Linked DNA regions of Homo sapiens: regions 1, 2, 3 and 4 are each linked to region 5. A link is a contact called in ENCODE Hi-C or POLR2A ChIA-PET data. All regions are on one chromosome and are shown on one strand. The core of a region is the stretch at or near the end of the contact, and the rest is flanking DNA. Distances in the headings are between cores, read along the strand shown. Region 1 holds the start of FAM217B (family with sequence similarity 217 member B). Region 2 has its middle 44 kb from the start of CTCFL. Region 3 holds the start of NKILA (NF-kappaB interacting lncRNA). Region 4 overlaps PMEPA1 (prostate transmembrane protein, androgen induced 1). Region 5 holds the start of GNAS (GNAS complex locus).

Evidence for each region. Hi-C counts contacts between places; a loop is a spot of excess contacts on that map. ChIA-PET counts read pairs that join two places held with the same protein, here RNA polymerase II (POLR2A). Pooled maps may share reads with other maps.
Region 1: a loop to region 5 is called in a map of gastrocnemius medialis, with 10 times the contacts of the local background. The contact joins the promoter of FAM217B here to the promoter of GNAS in region 5. A Hi-C loop is called at or near these places in 3 of 168 maps with a recorded cell type or tissue (CD8-positive, alpha-beta T cell, ascending aorta and gastrocnemius medialis), 1 of 37 single-sample maps with no recorded cell type and 17 of 50 pooled maps. POLR2A ChIA-PET finds 5 or more read pairs at or near these places in 2 of 52 experiments (Caco-2 and Panc1).
Region 2: a pooled map shows a loop between it and region 5 (4-fold over the local background). The contact joins the enhancer-like site here to the promoter of GNAS in region 5. A Hi-C loop is called at or near these places in 4 of 37 single-sample maps with no recorded cell type and 3 of 50 pooled maps.
Region 3: a map of endothelial cell of umbilical vein shows a loop between it and region 5 (5-fold over the local background). The contact joins the promoter of NKILA here to the promoter of GNAS in region 5. A Hi-C loop is called at or near these places in 4 of 168 maps with a recorded cell type or tissue (ascending aorta, endothelial cell of umbilical vein, gastrocnemius medialis and 1 more) and 17 of 50 pooled maps. POLR2A ChIA-PET finds 5 or more read pairs at or near these places in 1 of 52 experiments (MCF 10A).
Region 4: a loop to region 5 is called in a pooled map, with 15 times the contacts of the local background. The contact joins the enhancer-like site here to the promoter of GNAS in region 5. A Hi-C loop is called at or near these places in 3 of 37 single-sample maps with no recorded cell type and 6 of 50 pooled maps.

The regions. Positions count from the first base shown.
Region 1 is chr20:59,938,354-59,941,901 of GRCh38, forward strand. It overlaps FAM217B (family with sequence similarity 217 member B), which reads left to right and starts at 2,036. Exons shown (of 4, transcript NM_022106.3): 1 at 2,036-2,182. It overlaps PPP1R3D (protein phosphatase 1 regulatory subunit 3D), which reads right to left and starts at 1,952. Exons shown (of 1, transcript NM_006242.4): 1 at 1-1,952. The coding sequence starts at 1,578. The coding sequence ends at 679. RefSeq lists silencers at 1,414-1,543, 1,894-2,273 and an enhancer at 1,841-2,135.
Region 2 is chr20:57,479,547-57,482,822 of GRCh38, forward strand. No RefSeq gene overlaps it. Among named protein-coding and RNA genes, the nearest start is that of CTCFL, 44 kb to the right of the region's middle. RefSeq lists enhancers at 1,422-1,541, 1,552-1,601, 1,812-2,031. Within about 2 kb of position 1,370, at least 3 of the 41 ENCODE cell types and tissues checked have a DNase peak (open chromatin) inside an H3K27ac peak, as active enhancers do.
Region 3 is chr20:57,708,435-57,711,661 of GRCh38, forward strand. It overlaps NKILA (NF-kappaB interacting lncRNA), which reads left to right and starts at 1,749. Exons shown (of 1, transcript NR_131157.1): 1 at 1,749-3,227. PMEPA1 (prostate transmembrane protein, androgen induced 1) reads right to left here and starts at 1,581. Exons shown (of 4, transcript NM_020182.5): 1 at 1,040-1,581. The coding sequence starts at 1,148. RefSeq lists an enhancer at 1-574 and silencers at 1,413-1,842, 1,863-1,982.
Region 4 is chr20:57,679,705-57,682,942 of GRCh38, forward strand. The region is part of intron 1 of PMEPA1 (prostate transmembrane protein, androgen induced 1); the gene reads right to left. Among named protein-coding and RNA genes, the nearest start is that of PMEPA1, 29 kb to the right of the region's middle. RefSeq lists enhancers at 1-432, 433-956, 783-852, 1,233-1,342, 1,753-1,812 and 2 more and a silencer at 2,171-2,334. Within about 2 kb of position 1,652, at least 10 of the 41 ENCODE cell types and tissues checked have a DNase peak (open chromatin) inside an H3K27ac peak, as active enhancers do.
Region 5 is chr20:58,890,057-58,892,670 of GRCh38, forward strand. It overlaps GNAS (GNAS complex locus), which reads left to right and starts at 1,365. Exons shown (of 13, transcript NM_000516.7): 1 at 1,365-1,809. The coding sequence starts at 1,671. RefSeq lists silencers at 623-772, 833-1,332, 1,343-1,562, 2,433-2,522.

The sequences.
Region 1 (3,548 bases), core at 786-3,285, 1.0 Mb after region 5:
TAACCAGGACAGTCTCAATGCCCAGGAATGGTTGTGTGATGACTGATAAAGCAGAAATTTCTTGCCTATTAATAGTTTCCCACTGTTAGAAGGCTACAGCCGTTGGCAATCAGATGTGGGCTCAGGTTTTCCTTATCCTGGGGCAGGAATGCCTGGAGGGACCACGATGTGGGTCACACTGTACATTCTGTTTACTGTGGGCACAAACACAGAACTTTTTTTTTTTAGCTTATTAAATCGAGAATATTCCTGAGGAGGCATCCGCTATGGGCTAAAGGTCCCAACATCACAATAATAAATAACAGCTATGTTTACAGAGACACATTCAGGACACATGCAAAAGCTTTTCCTAGCAGGAGGACTTGGGCCTTTGCAAAACAAGCTGCTTGGGCCTCCCCAGAGGGCCCACCCTCCCATGCACCTACCCCACCACCCTGCCCCAACTCATTACACAACTCGGCCTTCTGGCCACCTGAGGCTACTTTTTAGACCAAGTGACTCAGACGTTTCAAGTAGAAGACAGGATGGGCCACTGCCAGGGGACCTTGCAGCAGAAAATTAGGTCAGAGGACTTGGAGGGTGGTGAAGAACAACCAGATAGATGTGAGAGCCCAGCAGGGAAATGACAGGAGGCGCAGCTTAGGTGTGGAGGCTCCAGGTGGCCGGTCCCCGCGCGGCTCAGATGAAGTGGATCCAGCTCTCTTCGCACTCCCCGCGAGGCATGTGCAGCGCGTGGTTGCGACATGTGAGGCTGTAGTCTCGGTGGTCGTTGTTGTCCCAGTACTCGGCACCCGCCACTTGGTAGCGCACCGCGAAGTGCACGCGGGAGCCGAGCTCCAGCAGGAAGGGCGGTACTGGAAAGCCGAAGGTGAAAACGTCCTCCGTGCCCTCGGGGCCTGCGGGCCCGCGCCACCGCGCCACCGCCTCGTGGGTACTGCGCCAGCCCGAGAAAGTGTAGCGCACAGCCACCTGCTTCTCGAAGGCCACGTTGCACACGCGCACCGTACCGCTGATGCCAAGGTCCGAGCAAGTGACACGCTCCAGGCACACGAGCTGCCGCTGCAGGCGCTCGCCAAAGTCGGCGGCCTCGACGGGCGGCGGGAAATCGGGCACCAGGCAATGCAGGGTGAACTCCAGGTCCTGGCTGCTGCAGCACAGGTCCGAGTTGATTGCGAGCCGCGACAGCACGTGCAGCGGCACGGACGGGTCGTCTCCCGCGTTGAACACCTTGACCTGTGCCAGCTCCAAGCCCAGGGCGTCGGCGAAGCGCACGCGGAGCTTCTGGCTGCAGCCCGGCCGACACGCAGCGCCCGGCGCGCCCGCGGCCTTCTGGCGGCGCTCGGGGGAGCTGGGCAGTGAGCGCGCCCGCCGCAGGATGATGGGCCGCAGGCGGGGGTCGCAGCCCGACGGCGCTGGCGTTGGCGGCGGCGCGCGGCCCGGGCTCCCAGGGGGCCTACAGGCCCGCGGCTCCAGGGCCACGCCGCCGTCCAGGTCCGACAGGCAGCTGAGGCTCCGGGGGCCGAGCTTCCGGGATCCCAGGGCGCTAGGCAGGACCGCGGAGCTCGGGCCTCTGGACATGGCCCCGCCGGCCGTCGGAAGATGAGGCAGGGATGAGAGACGACCTCCCGACCCCGCGACAGCTCCCTCCGTGCTCAGAAGCCGCAGAGAGTCCACCGTATCTGCAACCTGCGGGGGACCTCTCGGGCCCGGTGCGCCCTACCCTTGGTTCGCCACCTTGCTCCTCGAGTCCTTGTCCAGGTCCTCCGCTTCTTGCGGTTAAAGAAATTGTAAGAGTGGGGAGTTTTTCTCTAGTGGAAGCTTTCAGAGGCCTCCCGGGAGCGCAGGGTAGCGCCTCTTTTTTCTTCTTGCTTCCTTGGAGGTTCTTACAAGAAGGCTGCGTTCCGGGAGCGGCCCCTCCCACTTTCCCGGTCCGCGGCGTTACTTACAAGGCTGCAACTTGACCGGGTGCAACTTCCTAGCGAGCCTCCGCCCCGCCCCTCGTGACGCCGCCTGCAGGCGGGCCCCCGCCGGCCTCAGCTCAGCCAGGGAGCTCAGCGGAGCTGCGCGCCTCCGCCTCCAGCTCCCCTGCCGCAGCGCGCCGCAGCCGGGCGTCCCCGCGCGGGCGCCGGAGAGGAAGGAAGGCTGGCAGCCTCGTCACGTGTCCGCTGCAGTCGCGAAACAGGTCTGATCAATTTCTGTTTACGTCTGCCTGGATTGCGCGCCTATCGATCATAGACTTTGTCTGCACAAACGGAGGACAAGGAAAATGCATGCTGCGTGTCCTTAGATTTCTGGGTTGTGGATGGGGGGAGCGGTGGTGCAAAAACCGGCCTTGCCAGGAGCTGGTCTCAGGCTAATTTTAAACATCGAGGCCAGCCCACACTTTGGACAGGTTCACTGCAACCTGGACCCTTGGTCAGACCGAGGGAGCCTCACTGCGTAGAGGAGCAGCGTCATGTCCACATCACCCAGAATGCTTTGCCGCACCGAATGGCCAGCAGATTCCCTTGAGGGTGGGGAGGGGAGGTGCTGCTGTTGTCTTCCTGGACTCCGCGCCAGAGAGGAAGACAGGGGAACAAGAGTTATTACCCGCTGATGACTTCTGCAGCTGCCCTTAATCAGCCTCTGGCGCTTGGGGAGCATATTTGTAGCCAGAATCTCCGACTTTTAGCTTTGTTTCCAAGCAAGCCAGAAACACCAGCAAGGCCTGGAGCTTGTTTTCTGCCTATTTAGAACCCTGCAGGCATTCGTGTCTCTCACCCGGTAGCTTTGAGCACAAAACCCCACAGCCTTTGGTGTAAAGCATACCAGGTGAAATGAAGTAGAAAAGATGCAAGTGCACTTTCCAGAGAGCAGTTTGGGGCCAGCCATTCCATTAAGAAGGTTCCTTTTTATTGTCCAGAGGGACAAAGCAGAAAGAAAACCAGACTAATGAAAGGGGGTTGATTCAAGAACATTCGTTGCATCTAAAATGAGTCAAGGCTGTTGATTGTGGTATAATTCATGAAATGTGAGAGAATGATTTTATTTATCATTGGATGTAAGCTAACTAAAAAGGCTTACATGATTAATGTGGGAAAAATACAGGAAAGTTTCAGGAAGAAAATAAAAATCTTCTATAATCATCTCTTTTATTTTACAGAGACAGGTGATACGGGAAAGAGAAGTATCCAATTTCCATTCAGTGCACTTTTAATAGGCCACTCAAAATGAGAGGGGAATAACAGCAATATGTGGTATAGGTCAACAATGCTTCATAAAGAGATGATATATAATATGTAATATGTATGAATATATGGAAAGTCTTATAATGGATTGATGTGATAGAGAAGGCCGAAAAATTGAATGGGAACGTTCCTCCTAGAGTTTAAGCTCCTTCTGAACAGGGACGTGCATAATCATTGCCATTTTTCTGGGTACTCCTGTAATTATTTGTTGCATGAATGAATGATTGGGCAATGCAATGATTGAACGCTGTAATAAGACCTGACCTTATTTAGCCTTCCAGATTTCTTCAACATATTATTTCCAAGGAAGATTATACCTGT
Region 2 (3,276 bases), core at 120-2,619, 1.4 Mb before region 5:
TCCACCAGAGGTGTTTCACTACGATTTCAGTGGTCCCTGTCTTTGGTTTAGCAGCGATGTGTCTTTTTGAGGCCCTAAACTACTTTCCTAAAATGAGGCTATTAGGGAGCACCAACCCTGGACCTCCCCCAGGGACTGTTGCAAGGATTAAACCAGTTAACATGCTAGTGTATCAGAACAGTGCCTGACCCAGAGCAAACACCCACAAATGTTAATAACAGTAATAACAATATTATTATTTTATTTTATTTTTTTGAGATGGAGTCTCACTATAGCACCCAGGCTAGAGTGCAGTGGCGTGATCTCGGCTCATTGCAACCTCCACCTCCCGGGTTCAAGGGATTCTCCTGCCTCAGCCTCCCAAGTAGCTGGGATTACAGGTGTGCACCACCACGCCCAACTAATTTTTGTATTTTTGTTTTGGTGTTTGTTTTTTTTTTTTGAGATGGAGTCTTGCTGTTGTTGCCTGGGCTGGAGTGCAATGTCATGATCTCGGCTCACTGCAACCTCTGCTTCCTGAGTTCCAGCAATTCTCCTGCCTCAGCCTCCCGATTACCTGAGATTATAGGCACCTGCCACCATGCCCAGCTAATTTTTGTATTTTTAGTAGAGACGGGGTTTCACCATGTTGGACAGGCTGGTCTCGAACTCCTGACCTCAGGTGATCTGCCCACCTCGGCCTCTCAAAGTGCTGGGATTATAGGTGTGAGCCACTGCGCCTGGCCTATTATAATTTTATATATGAGATATATGATGTCTACCTATCATTACCATTTAAGACAAGTGATATGGGTTTCCCGTGTACTGTAGCACTGTGAGATTTTATTTTAAAATAAATGCATTTGATTTTAAAAAGTGAGTTGGAAATAAGTAAATATCGGTGCGGGTGAATCCTAGACAGGATCCCAATCCCGAGGTGGTGTTCAACCCCTGGGTGTAGGACCTCAGGTGAAGGGTTACTCAATTTGGGGCAGCTTCCCTAAGCCATGATTGTGCCGCACGCATGGCTGGCAGCATGGATGTCAGTGTGGGGAGGCCCAGGCCCTTGGAGGAGGCTGAGGCAGCCTTGTCTGGGACCCCAGGTACGCCTCCAGCCATCTTCCCCACAGCCCCTTCTCTGAGCGCGCAGCCATCACCCCAGACCCGGGCTGATATTTTTAGCACACAGGCACCCTGCACGGCCCTGTACACTCTGACCAAATTTAGAAATCTCAAGAGATCTTTGCTTTTCTACGCCTTCAGAAGGAGCAATGAATGAAAAGGCTCCCAGCCTCCGGTTTAGTGAGAGCAAACCCTCCTGTTTGCAGGGCTCTCTCTGGTAGGGAACCCCAAGCTTTACTGTGCAGTGAAAAAAAGCCAGGTGCAGAATCCTGTGTGTGTTTTGGGTCTACGGTAGCAAATGCAAAGCAACCCCTGCACCGTGCACGTGTGTCTGAGTCAGCACAGCCAGCAGCGGGGCGTGGAAGGAGCCCCCCGCAAGTGGGGGAGGAAGGGGCTGTGGAGGTGATTACCTCACTCTCATGCAGGGCTGAATATTACTGTTTCCCCTGTTAAACAAGGGTGTATTACTTCCGAAATCTGACAACCCCAAGCACCAAAAGGTTTAAAAATATCTCGAGATTGTAAAGCCTCCGACAGAATGCTGAAACAGGATTGCACAGTTGACCAGGAGCTTCTGAGGTTGTGGCGGACCCTCCATGTTTCTGACTGCCGGACAGTCACAGCCCCCTCTTCCCTAATGCCACCAGATGTTCCCTGGGACACCTGCCCCCAGCTCTAGTCCACATAATGCTGCCCTCCACCTCCAGACCCAGGGGAGGGGAGTGGTCAGGGCCGGCCAAGCCAAGCACCGTATGGCCCCTGGTTCAGGACATCGCTGGGACCCAGAGGCCAGAGACCTTCAGCTGGGATCCCCAAGGATCCCTTGGGACCCCTGGGACTGTTGTCCACCTCTGTGCCACCAGGAGAGGAGAGCCCCACTAAGACTGGAGTGACACCGGAAGGTGCAACCAAGAGCAGGCAGGGAGAACACGGAGTGCAGGCGCTGCCTGAGCCCCTGCCCTGGGCTGTGTCGGGGGAGCTACTGTGGAACTTTCTGTCTATGCAGGCTCAGCAGGCCACAGTGTGCACCACCCGGCTCCTGCCAGTGAACCTACAAACGCTGATGGCTAGATTATTTGCATATGTGTTGTTAAATATGGCCAATATTAAAATTAAATGATACAAACATGTAATTAAAGGAATTACATTAAAAACAGAGATAATAGCTCCTCAGGACACCTCACTCCCTAATTAGCATACTGCACTTCACCATTCCCCAGGCTCTTGGGGTGCCACCTCGGCTGCATTTGGGGGAAGGAAATGCTTTAGGTCTGGACGTGCATTCCTGTGCGTCCTCTGGATAGCAGGAAATCTGCCAGCATGGAAATGGCAAATGCTACAAACAGGGGTCCCCCCAAAGCCATTGCTTCCCAGCATGCCTCTGAGAGAAGCCCTGTAACACAGGCCAGGGGGCACCTGCTCTGCAGGACCCCAAGCAACAGGAAGGAAACAGGAAGGAGAAGGGGAGGAGAGGGGGAGGAGAGGGGGAGGAGAGGGGGAGGAGAGGGGGAGGAGAGGGGGAGGAGAGGGGGAGGAGAGGGCAAGGAGAGGTCTTCGGCATCCTTATGGTGAAAACCACATTTTCTCCTCCCCATTTCCCTGGTAGCTGGGAAGCGCATTCAATTAACGTGTATTGATTGGCTTGAGGAAATCGGGCTCCCAGAAGTCTAGGGCCTTGCTTAAGGTCACCTAGCGGTGGGGCAGGAACTGGGACACAGTTTTAATTTGACTCCGGAGCCCTGGACTGGCCTTGTAATTGGTACTTCTTGTGCAGTGCTCACGGACACCTCAGCTGAATGAAGGCCGTGCAGGTGGCTGGACAGAAACGCCCTGTAGCCCGCATCCCTCACGTTCAAGGCTTCTGTTTTTTCAGCACTCATTTCTAAGTGGCTTGCAGCCTTGCAAGATGAATTGTGGAAGTGCATGGGCACAGTACTTAAAAACATAGAGTCCCGAGCTGAGGCAGGTCTGCCCTTTCCAGTTATTTTCCAATCCTTGTGATTACAAAGAGGTTTCTTATTTAGGGGTGAGCCTGACTTTCACACTCGGGCAGGCTCCACTGGCAGCCAGCCTCCTGTGTCCCAGCCTCCAACAGAAGTTAAAGACACGAGGAGGGTTCAATGCATTCACTTTGGGGGATCCCTCCTGCTTATTAAGAAAATGATTTTCCATTTT
Region 3 (3,227 bases), core at 499-2,998, 1.2 Mb before region 5:
AGGTGGGCTGTGTGTGCAGGAGGTAGAGACTTACTTATCTGAACTTTTGGGTGCCCAGGCGGCTGCGTTAGCGACAAGGTTCAAAACCCCACTCCCCACCGTTGGTCCACTGATCCCTTATTTAGGGCCAGGCAGTCCCAAACACAAACAGCCCCAAACTTTGACTCCTTTGTAACCATGGTCTCAGCCAGACTGAACCAAGCTGTCCAGACAGAGGCTATTTATAGGTGCGTCGGGGACACAGACACTGGCACAATGACACACACACATTCAAGATCCACGCTGGGCCAGACGGGCCAGAGCTGAGCCCTGGATTCAGACACCTGGACACACACGGTCCCCAGATCCGGCCCAACCAGACCAGACCCCCAGAAAGATGGACACGCTCAAGAAAGGCACCCCGGCCCGGACACGGGAAAGACACACAGAGAGAGGCAGGAAGACTCGGTGACACGCACTCTTGGGCAAGACCGCGACTCAGACCCCCAGACACCCCGAGAGACGCCGAAGACCCAGACAGAGCCACGCAGCCACGCACACTCCACAGACGCACGGACATCCACTCAGAGCCCGAGACACAGCGCCGCGAACACTCCAGACACACGCCCGGAGCCCCAGACACCTCGCAGACCAGACAGTGTCTCACACGCCCCTCCACCCCCGCCCAAAGTTGATAAAGAGCCGGCCTAAATGCTCCATCGCGACTGCCCTCAGGGAAATAAAATGGAAACTTCACGGATCCGCCCGCCCCAACCCTCCCGCGCCGTGCGCCGCCGCTGAGCCCCGGGTCCGAGTCCGGGCGGGCGGGGCGCGGACAGCGGGGGCCGTGCCAGGCTCGCAGCGCCGCGGGACAAAGCCGGGCCGGCCGCCAGCTGCCGCGAGCCGGGAGGGCGCGCCCGGGGCGCGGCGGGCGCTGCCCGGGCGCAGGGCGTTCGGTCCGAGGGGGCGCGCAGGGCCCGGACCCCCGCTCGCAGCTGTGCCCCGACATAGGGTCCGAGCCCGATGGAGTCTCCGGGGAGGGGGGCGTGGGGTCACTCACTGATCTCCATGCTCTGGAACAAAGAGCGTTTGCAGTTGCACGTGCAGGAGACATTGGGCTGCCCGGCGGCGGCGGCGGCGGTGCTGTTGACCCCCATCAAGCGGTGCATGGACGGCGCGGCGGCGCGGCGCGGGGCGCGGGGGGCTCGGGGGCGGCCGGGGGGGGCTCCGGCCGGCGCCCGGAGCTGGGGCCCCGCATGCAGGAGGCGCGCGGCGGGGGAGGCGCGCCCCGGCTCGCCGGGCTCGGGTCGCCGCCAAGTTCCCGGGGCGCCGCGGGGCTCAGTGCGCGGGACCGCGCTCCGCTGCGCCCCCCCGGCCTCCCCTCGGCAGCCCCGGGGGCGTCGGCAGTGCCCGCGGGTGGCGTCCGGAAAATGGGCTGGCAGCGGGGCGCGCGCTGCCGCCGGGGCTGAGCCTCTGCCGCTAGCTTTCCCCAGCCGAGCGCCTCCGCCGCCGCCGCCGCCGCCGCCTCCTCCTCCTCATTCAAGTCCAAGGAGATCGGGTTTCGCTCCGAGACCGCGGTCGGAGGCAGGCAGACGGTCTGACGTCAGCGCTAGACGGGGCTGCCGGTTCCCACCGCGCGGGGGCCGGGGAGGGGGCGCGCGCTGCGCCAATCCCCGCCGAGGTTCCCCCGCACCCCCTCCCCGAGCCGGGGGGCGGGGTGACGGGAAACGGGGCGGGCTCTTAAAGGGCCAGAGCTAGGCGGCCCACGTAGACCCGGCACCCGCGCAACGGAGGAGGGGCGCTGTGCCCTCTCCCCAACGGCGGTCAGCTTGGAACGCCTGCCCGGCGCACGCCCGGGGCCGGGGAGCCGAACTCGGTGCCAGCCGCACCCGGGCGGGTTGCTGGTGCGCCCTCCCCTCGCCCCCGTCCCTGGGGTCCTTGACCCAGGCTCTTGGGGCTAGCCTATCTTCTGAGGAGCACAAGGTCCCTGGGGGCTCAGGGAAGAGAAATTGGAGAAAGGGGGAGGAAGCCCCCAAGATGGATCACCCATTGCCTGGTTTCGCAGGAGACTGTCCGCCTTCAGTTCTCCAGCAGCTCGGGGATCATGGCCCACTGAACCCCCAAGCGCTTTCACCCGAACCCAAGGAGGACGACCAGGAAAGACGGGAACTCGCGTAGACACGCCCGGAAGCCCTTGTCATGTAAATAGCTGTCGGGGACTGGTGTATTGTCGCCGCCCCAGCCGGCGGGACCTGGGGCGAATCCACACCCATTGTCTGCTGCCCAAGGGGCCTCCGGCTGGGGGGCGCGGCTGCGGAGTTCAAAAGGGGTATGAGCAGGAGGGGTGTACTTTTAGTTCATTAAGTTTTAATTACAGGAGTGCTACAAGAACACATTCTTCAGGTTTAAAAAGATATTAAAATATTACATAAGAGACCTCCCCTCCCTGGCCCACCTCCAGCCTCTTAAAAATTTAGTGTGTCGCCTTTTAGACACTTTCTCAAAGCTTCACTTATTTAACAGGCACTTAAGGAGCACCTACCTGTGCCAGAAACTCTCCAAATATTAACTCAACCTGACACCGACTCAGTGTGGCCGAATATTACTCTCCCCATTTTACAGAGCGGGCAGCTGGTCAAGGAAGTCGCTTGTTGAAAGTCACACAGTGGTGGAGCCTGTGTGCCAACCCAGGACCCTGGGGAGCTGCCTCCCCCTCTCCCACGTAGTCCTGATTCTTTAAGTGTCCACATATTCCTGTAATGCCTGGAGTTTCAGTAATTAGCAGGGACTTAGTGTGTTCAGAGAAAAAAAAAGCTTTTAAAAATTATTGTTACTGTGTTTGTAACAGTTTGGATAGAGAAGGAAAAGCTGGAATTTGGGAAGTGAAGGTGGCCTCGGGGTAGAACTTACCTAGACCAGAGCGAATTCATCCTGAAGAACTCAGAGAAAGCCGGTGCAGGAAGTGGGTTCCCGCTCTCCCTGCACAGGCACAGTGATGCTGCCAGAGCTCTCCCAGAAAGACCAGGAGGCTTGTTCTGGAGAAGTCAAGCCCAGGGATGTGGCTCAGGCTGGTCCAAGCTCTTTGGAGGAGTCCAAGCGTGCCCAGCCCAGAGGGAGGTTCAGAGGCACTGACCGTCTTCTGTTTGGGAGGAGAAGCTCACTCTTGGAGCCACAGCCAGCACTAGGTCAGGACCCAGGCCCCGGCCCAGGAGTGGGGCAATACCCAGCGTCTACCCCAGATGGCACCC
Region 4 (3,238 bases), core at 402-2,901, 1.2 Mb before region 5:
GTTATGCTGGAAGGGGGTGGTCACCTGGCACTGTGAGTGGCTCAGAGATCCCTAAGTGATCAGAATTGTAAACGACCCAGGGGAAAACCTTGGGAAAAAACTCACCCTCTTAGATACTGAGTTTCTAGGGGAGGAGAGTGGCTTAGAAGCCCCTAAAATGGGTCAGATGAGAAAAGGACAGGGCCAGAGAGGGGGAGGGAGTTGCCCAGAGACACAGAGCAACCGTGCAAAGCTGGCTAGAGCCAGAGCCTGCGCCTTCCAGTTCCTTGGGTACAGGCTGTCCACGCAGGCATCCCTGGTGGGAGTGAGGGTCACAATGGCTGTGACCTTGACCATCTTTGCAAGGTGAGCCTAGCTTGTGGCATGGAGTCTGGCTTGCACTGCAAGCCCCAGGGAACCGTCGGGGGATGAGTGGATGGTAAAAACGACTTCTGCCCGTCAGACACTCAGACACACCAGCGGGGAGAGCTGCAGCCACTCCAGCTTTAGCTGGGTTGTGCTAAGAGCTTTAAGTGCATTATATCATTCAAAGCTCCCAAGGAGCCGCTTTGGGGAGTCCCGTCAACACCCGCATTCTGCAGATGAAGGGACTGGGACCTCAAGGGCAGCTGCTAGGGCTAAGGTGTGGTTCTTCTACCGGAGATGATTTTGCCCCAGGGGACATCTGGCCATATCTGGAAACACTTGTGGTTGCCACAACTGGGAGGGGGTGTTACTAGCATCCAGTGGGCGAGGGGAAGTAGCTAAACATCCACCCTGCCACGCACAGGGAAGTCCCCCACAGAAAAGAATTATTGAGCCCAAACGTCAGCACCAAGGTCGAGAAACTCTGGATTAAATCAGATGATAGTGAATATCTCAGGCACAGTGCCGGGTGCATAGTGCTTGCTCAATAAACATTAGCTAGGCAACAGCTGATTCCTAATTAGGCCTCAATGTGAAGACAGAAGCAGGGACTGAAACCACACACAACCGGTTTGAAGAATAACAACAACTTAGTCTAAAAACATCTGCTTTGAAAGCAAACGCTTAGGAAAGGGCAGTTGTTCATTTCACACTTGGATTGTACATTTCTGTAGGCTGGAGTCGCAACCACCTTGATCACCGATCAACGCACACTGGCACCAACCACCATGCCAGACACACAGGAGGCACTTCGTAAATGCTTGTGAAATGAATACATGGGTGAGGGAAAGTGGCGGAGAGCAGTCTGCGTGAGGACGTAAGCACAGGTCCTTCTCTGGAGGCAGGAGAATGAAAATCATCCCACGGGTCGGGGCCGGGTCAGTGAGGAAGGGAGGGAAGGAGTTCTGAGAATGTCAATCTGCAGGACAACTTCTAGTTTCCACCTTTTGCATGAGGGATTTCCAAGTGCCCCAGGGCCTGGGAGTCCCCATTCATCAACCCTGGGTGCTACCAGGGACAGGGCCCATTGTGATTTGTGAGGCCTGCCTGAGTGCTGGTGGGGCAGGGGTGAGGCAGGCGCCCATGCTCCTTCCTGACCTCTCCAGCACGCTCCATCCACTTGCATGGAATCACGGCAGTGGGGAATGAGAAACACCCCTCCATCACTGCCACTGGGAACCCCCGTCCCTCCAAACCTGCCGCCTGCCTGAGCTCCTGAGGGCACCCTCACCCTGCATGGGCCTCCTTCCTGCCAGGGAGGGAGCCCTGTGCGAGGCAACCAGGGGTTGCCCCGGAGCCAGTCCCACTTCTGCCATCTGCGGGTGACAGCGAGAGACCTCTCTAGGGTGTCCCCTGCCTGAGACGACCGTGAGGATGGTGTGGCGCTGCCTCTTACAAGGGTGGTCCCAGCATCAAGAAGGGAACGGCCCTCCCAGACCTTTCACTGCTTAAAATAACCAACTTTTTAATTTAGCAACCATTGTCGTTTCACGTTCAATTCTGTAAGCAATAATAGAGCTCTCCACGTACCCTCCACCTCCTCCCCTGCTGGCAGCACCTTACAAAACTCGATTCTCTGTGGTTTTCCCAGAATCAGAACTTGTGTACGCTTTAGTCACCCCCTCATTTTACAGAAGAAGGAACTGCAACCTGGTCAGTCCCCCCTCAAGGTGACACGGCCAGCTGGGAACTGGACATGGCCACCACACCTAGCTTAGCAGACCTCACCCTCTCGGCTTCTCCTCTCTGCCTGAGGTACTCCCCCCAAGGTCTTCCCACCGCTGACTCCTTCTCATCCCTCATTCTCAGCACAAGGTCAGCCCTGCTGAGAGACCCTCTCAGACCAATAAAGCAGCCCCCAGGCACAGTCATGTGACACTGTCGAATCTCCTCCTCCGTTCAGTATCTGACTCTGTTTCCCATCTGCACCAGACTAGTAGCTCCCTGAGGGCAGGCTCAGGCCTGTTCCATTCACCAGGTCCTCCCATCTCCAGTGGCACAGGGAAGGAGCTCACCTACTGGATAAATGAACAGAAGATGGGTGATTCGCCCAAATACCGGGTCTGTCCTCCTTCCTTAGGTCACTATTACACACAGACAGACACAGCTACCTTCGATGGGAGGTGACGGCGTAGCAAAGGCTCCCAGTGGGAATGAAGGCTTGAGCTGAGTGTGAATGGTGCTCAGAGCGGGGGACCAGCTCCACCAGCGGTTCCCTGTGTGACCTTGGGCAAGCTGTTCTCTGAGCCTCGGTGGTTTCATCCATAAAATGGGGAAATGACAGCCCGCTGCCCTTGCATACCTAAGCACAAAGTCACTGGTAACTAGGGGCCCAGGTTCTGGGTCTCCCTGGAGTGTCGGGGTCCTAGGCGCCGGCCCAGAGGAGTTTCAAAGTCAGCCTTTAACTGCCCTCCCAGTAAAGAGGCTGCTGAATGCTACAGAGCAGGCTCCCGTGCCCACCGCCCCACACCTGGAAGACGAAAGGACACGAGAAGGAGAGGCACAGCTGCGTCGCTGGCTGTGACCCACACTCCTCCAGTTTTTGATTTAAAAAAAATCCCTGAAACAGCACCCACTCCCTGTCAAGTCTGTGTCCCCATCGCCAGCAGAAACCAACTCCTCCTGGAGGAAGGAAAGTTCAATGGATGAGCTATAAATATTTCTGCTAGATGCTGCCTGGGAGCTGGGCTTTCTGCATGAGCAGGCCCCGCTGAAAAGGAAGGCGGCTCGCCAGATTTGTTTCGAATTATGAAAATAGATGTTGTCTCCCCACCACATCTGTTTTGCCTGACAAATGAGCAGCAGCTCGCCTCCTAAATAAGGCAGCACACCA
Region 5 (2,614 bases), core at 115-2,614:
CAAGAACCCGGCGCGGGAGGCGCTCCCCGAAAAGTTCCTAACAGACAAGGAGCGCAAGAAGCTCGAGAAGAAGCTGCTGGAGCAGAGGCGAAAGGAGGAGAAGAAGAAGGAGAAGGAGAGGAAGAAGATGGAGAAGATGCTGAAGAAGAAGAAGAAGAAGGTGCCAGAAGCCCAGGAGGAGGCCCGATGCCCCGAGGCCGCCGCCGCCGCGGCCGCCGCCGACGACGACGAGGGCGCCGAGGAGGGCGCCGTCGGGGGCGCCGAGGAGGGCGCCGCCGCCGGGGGCACGAGTAGGGCCTGGGCTGACTGGGACACGGACTCGAGCGACGAGGACGACGCCTACTACGCGGCGCCGCGCGTTGGGGGCATCGTGTGGCGGCCCGGGCCGCTCAAGGCTGGCGCGCTGAGCGCCCACCTGCCCCTCGTGGTGTTCCTGGTCTTCTCGGTGCGCAGCCCCTCGTGGGTGCTCAACTTCCTGCTGCAGAAGCGCACGGAGCAGGGCCGCGGCTGCGGCTTCGTGTTCGGGGCGACCTGCTGCTTCCGAGTGTTCCTGGGCTGCGCCTTCTTCTCCTACTTGGGCGGCCGCGCCAAGCGCAGAGGCCGCGGGCGCTCCGGGGCCAGAGGCGCCTTCGGCTCGGGCCATGGCGCCCGGCGCCGGGGGCGCGAGGAGCGGCTCATCTAGTCAGACCCCCCACCCCGCCACCGCCACCAGACACCACCATCGCTGTGTAGTGTGGGTTTTTATTCGTGTTCGTGTGTGTGTGTGGACACATTTTCCTTTTCGGTTGCTCTGTCCTTTGGTTCGTGCTCGCCTCGCTTTTTCCACACTCCTGCTCTCTGGCTCTCTGTGTCTCTCGCTCTTTCGAAAATTTTCCTAAGTCCGGGCGCGCGCTCCCTCCCCTTCCGCCCACCCCAGCCCCTCGGCGGCGCCCGCGGGAGGGGGAGGAGGCCTCGGGGGCGCCGGGCGACGCGGTCCGGGGGGTGGAGCGTTGGCGTCGTGCGAGGGGTCGTCACTGGCGCGGAGACGCCCCCTCTCCCCCCTCGGCTCAGCCGGGCTGCTGCCCGAGCCCGGGGGGTGGGGGGCGTCTCCCCGGCCCGTCCCGTCCCCGGCCGGGCGCGGGCGGAGGGACCCCCTCCCCGGGCTCCCGGGGGGCCGCCTCCCTCCGCCGGCTCCCGCCCTCCCAGCCGCCGCCGCCGCCGCGGCCGCTCCTCGGCCCTCCTCCTCCTCCTCCTCCTTCCACCCCCCTCGCCGCCGCCGCCTCCTCCTCCCCCCGCCTCCCCCCGCCCGCCGCGGCGCTTTTGGCTCGGGGCGGCGGCGGGGGCCCGGCCGAGGCAATAAGAGCGGCGGCGGCGGCAGCGGCGGCAGCAGCTCCCGCAGCTCCTGCTCTGGTCCGCCTCGGCCCGGCGGCGGCCATCAGCCCCCTCGGCCTCGGCTCGAGGGGCGGGGAGCTGCGCGCGCCCCTCGGTCCGACCGACACCCTCCCCTTCCCGCCCGTCCGCGCGCCCCGCGGCCCGCGGCCCGCAGTCCGCCCCGCGCGCTCCTTGCCGAGGAGCCGAGCCCGCGCCCGGCCCGCCCGCCCGGCGCTGCCCCGGCCCTCCCGGCCCGCGTGAGGCCGCCCGCGCCCGCCGCCGCCGCAGCCCGGCCGCGCCCCGCCGCCGCCGCCGCCGCCATGGGCTGCCTCGGGAACAGTAAGACCGAGGACCAGCGCAACGAGGAGAAGGCGCAGCGTGAGGCCAACAAAAAGATCGAGAAGCAGCTGCAGAAGGACAAGCAGGTCTACCGGGCCACGCACCGCCTGCTGCTGCTGGGTAAGGGCGGGCGGGGGGCGCCGGCCCCGGCCCGGGGGCCCTCGAAGGGCGCCCCGCAGGCCGCGCGCGCCGAGCCCGCCCCCCGCCCCGGGCGCGCGCTCCCGAGCCCCCCGCCCGTTCGCGGGCTCTGTCTGTGGGGGGCGAGGCCGGAAGGGGGACCCAGGGGCGCGGATTCGGCCGGGCGGGGGCTCAAAAACGGGGCGGGGGGCCGTGGCGACGCGGGCGCGGGTCCCCCTCCCCCGGCCTGCCCGCTCAGTGTCTCTCTCTTGCTCTCGCTCTCGCTCTCCCCCTCTTTCTCTCTTTCTCTCTTTTTCCGCGAGGCCTACACGACGCCAGGGGTTTGGGTGCGTGTTGGGGAGGGGGAGGGGGAGCCCATGGGGCTCCGGAGACTGCGACAAAAAGAGGGTTTCGGGGACAGGAAACCGGGTGGCGGGTAGAGGGAGGGGGACCCGCCTCCGTGGGGTGTGAGATTTGTTGGGAGAGGGAAAGAGGGGAAGAAAGGGGCGAGGAGAGGAGGGGGTGACGCTGGGGGGCGCCGTGGTGGCGGAGGGGGCCTCGCCAAAGGGAGGCTTTGGCGGGGAGAAGTGGCCGAGGAGAGTGGGGGGGCTGGTGACATCAGCCCCTCGGAAAGGATCGGAGCGGTAAAGGTGGTGCAGTGGGGGGGAGGGGGCGCAAGGGAGTCGTGGCGCCGGAGTCGGGAGGGGGGCGGCGAGGGGAGGAGGGAGGGCGGTTGCCGCTGGGCGCGACTTGGTGCGTTTCGGGCAGGACCGACTGACTGTGTGTGCGCGGAGCAGACGTGTCCCGG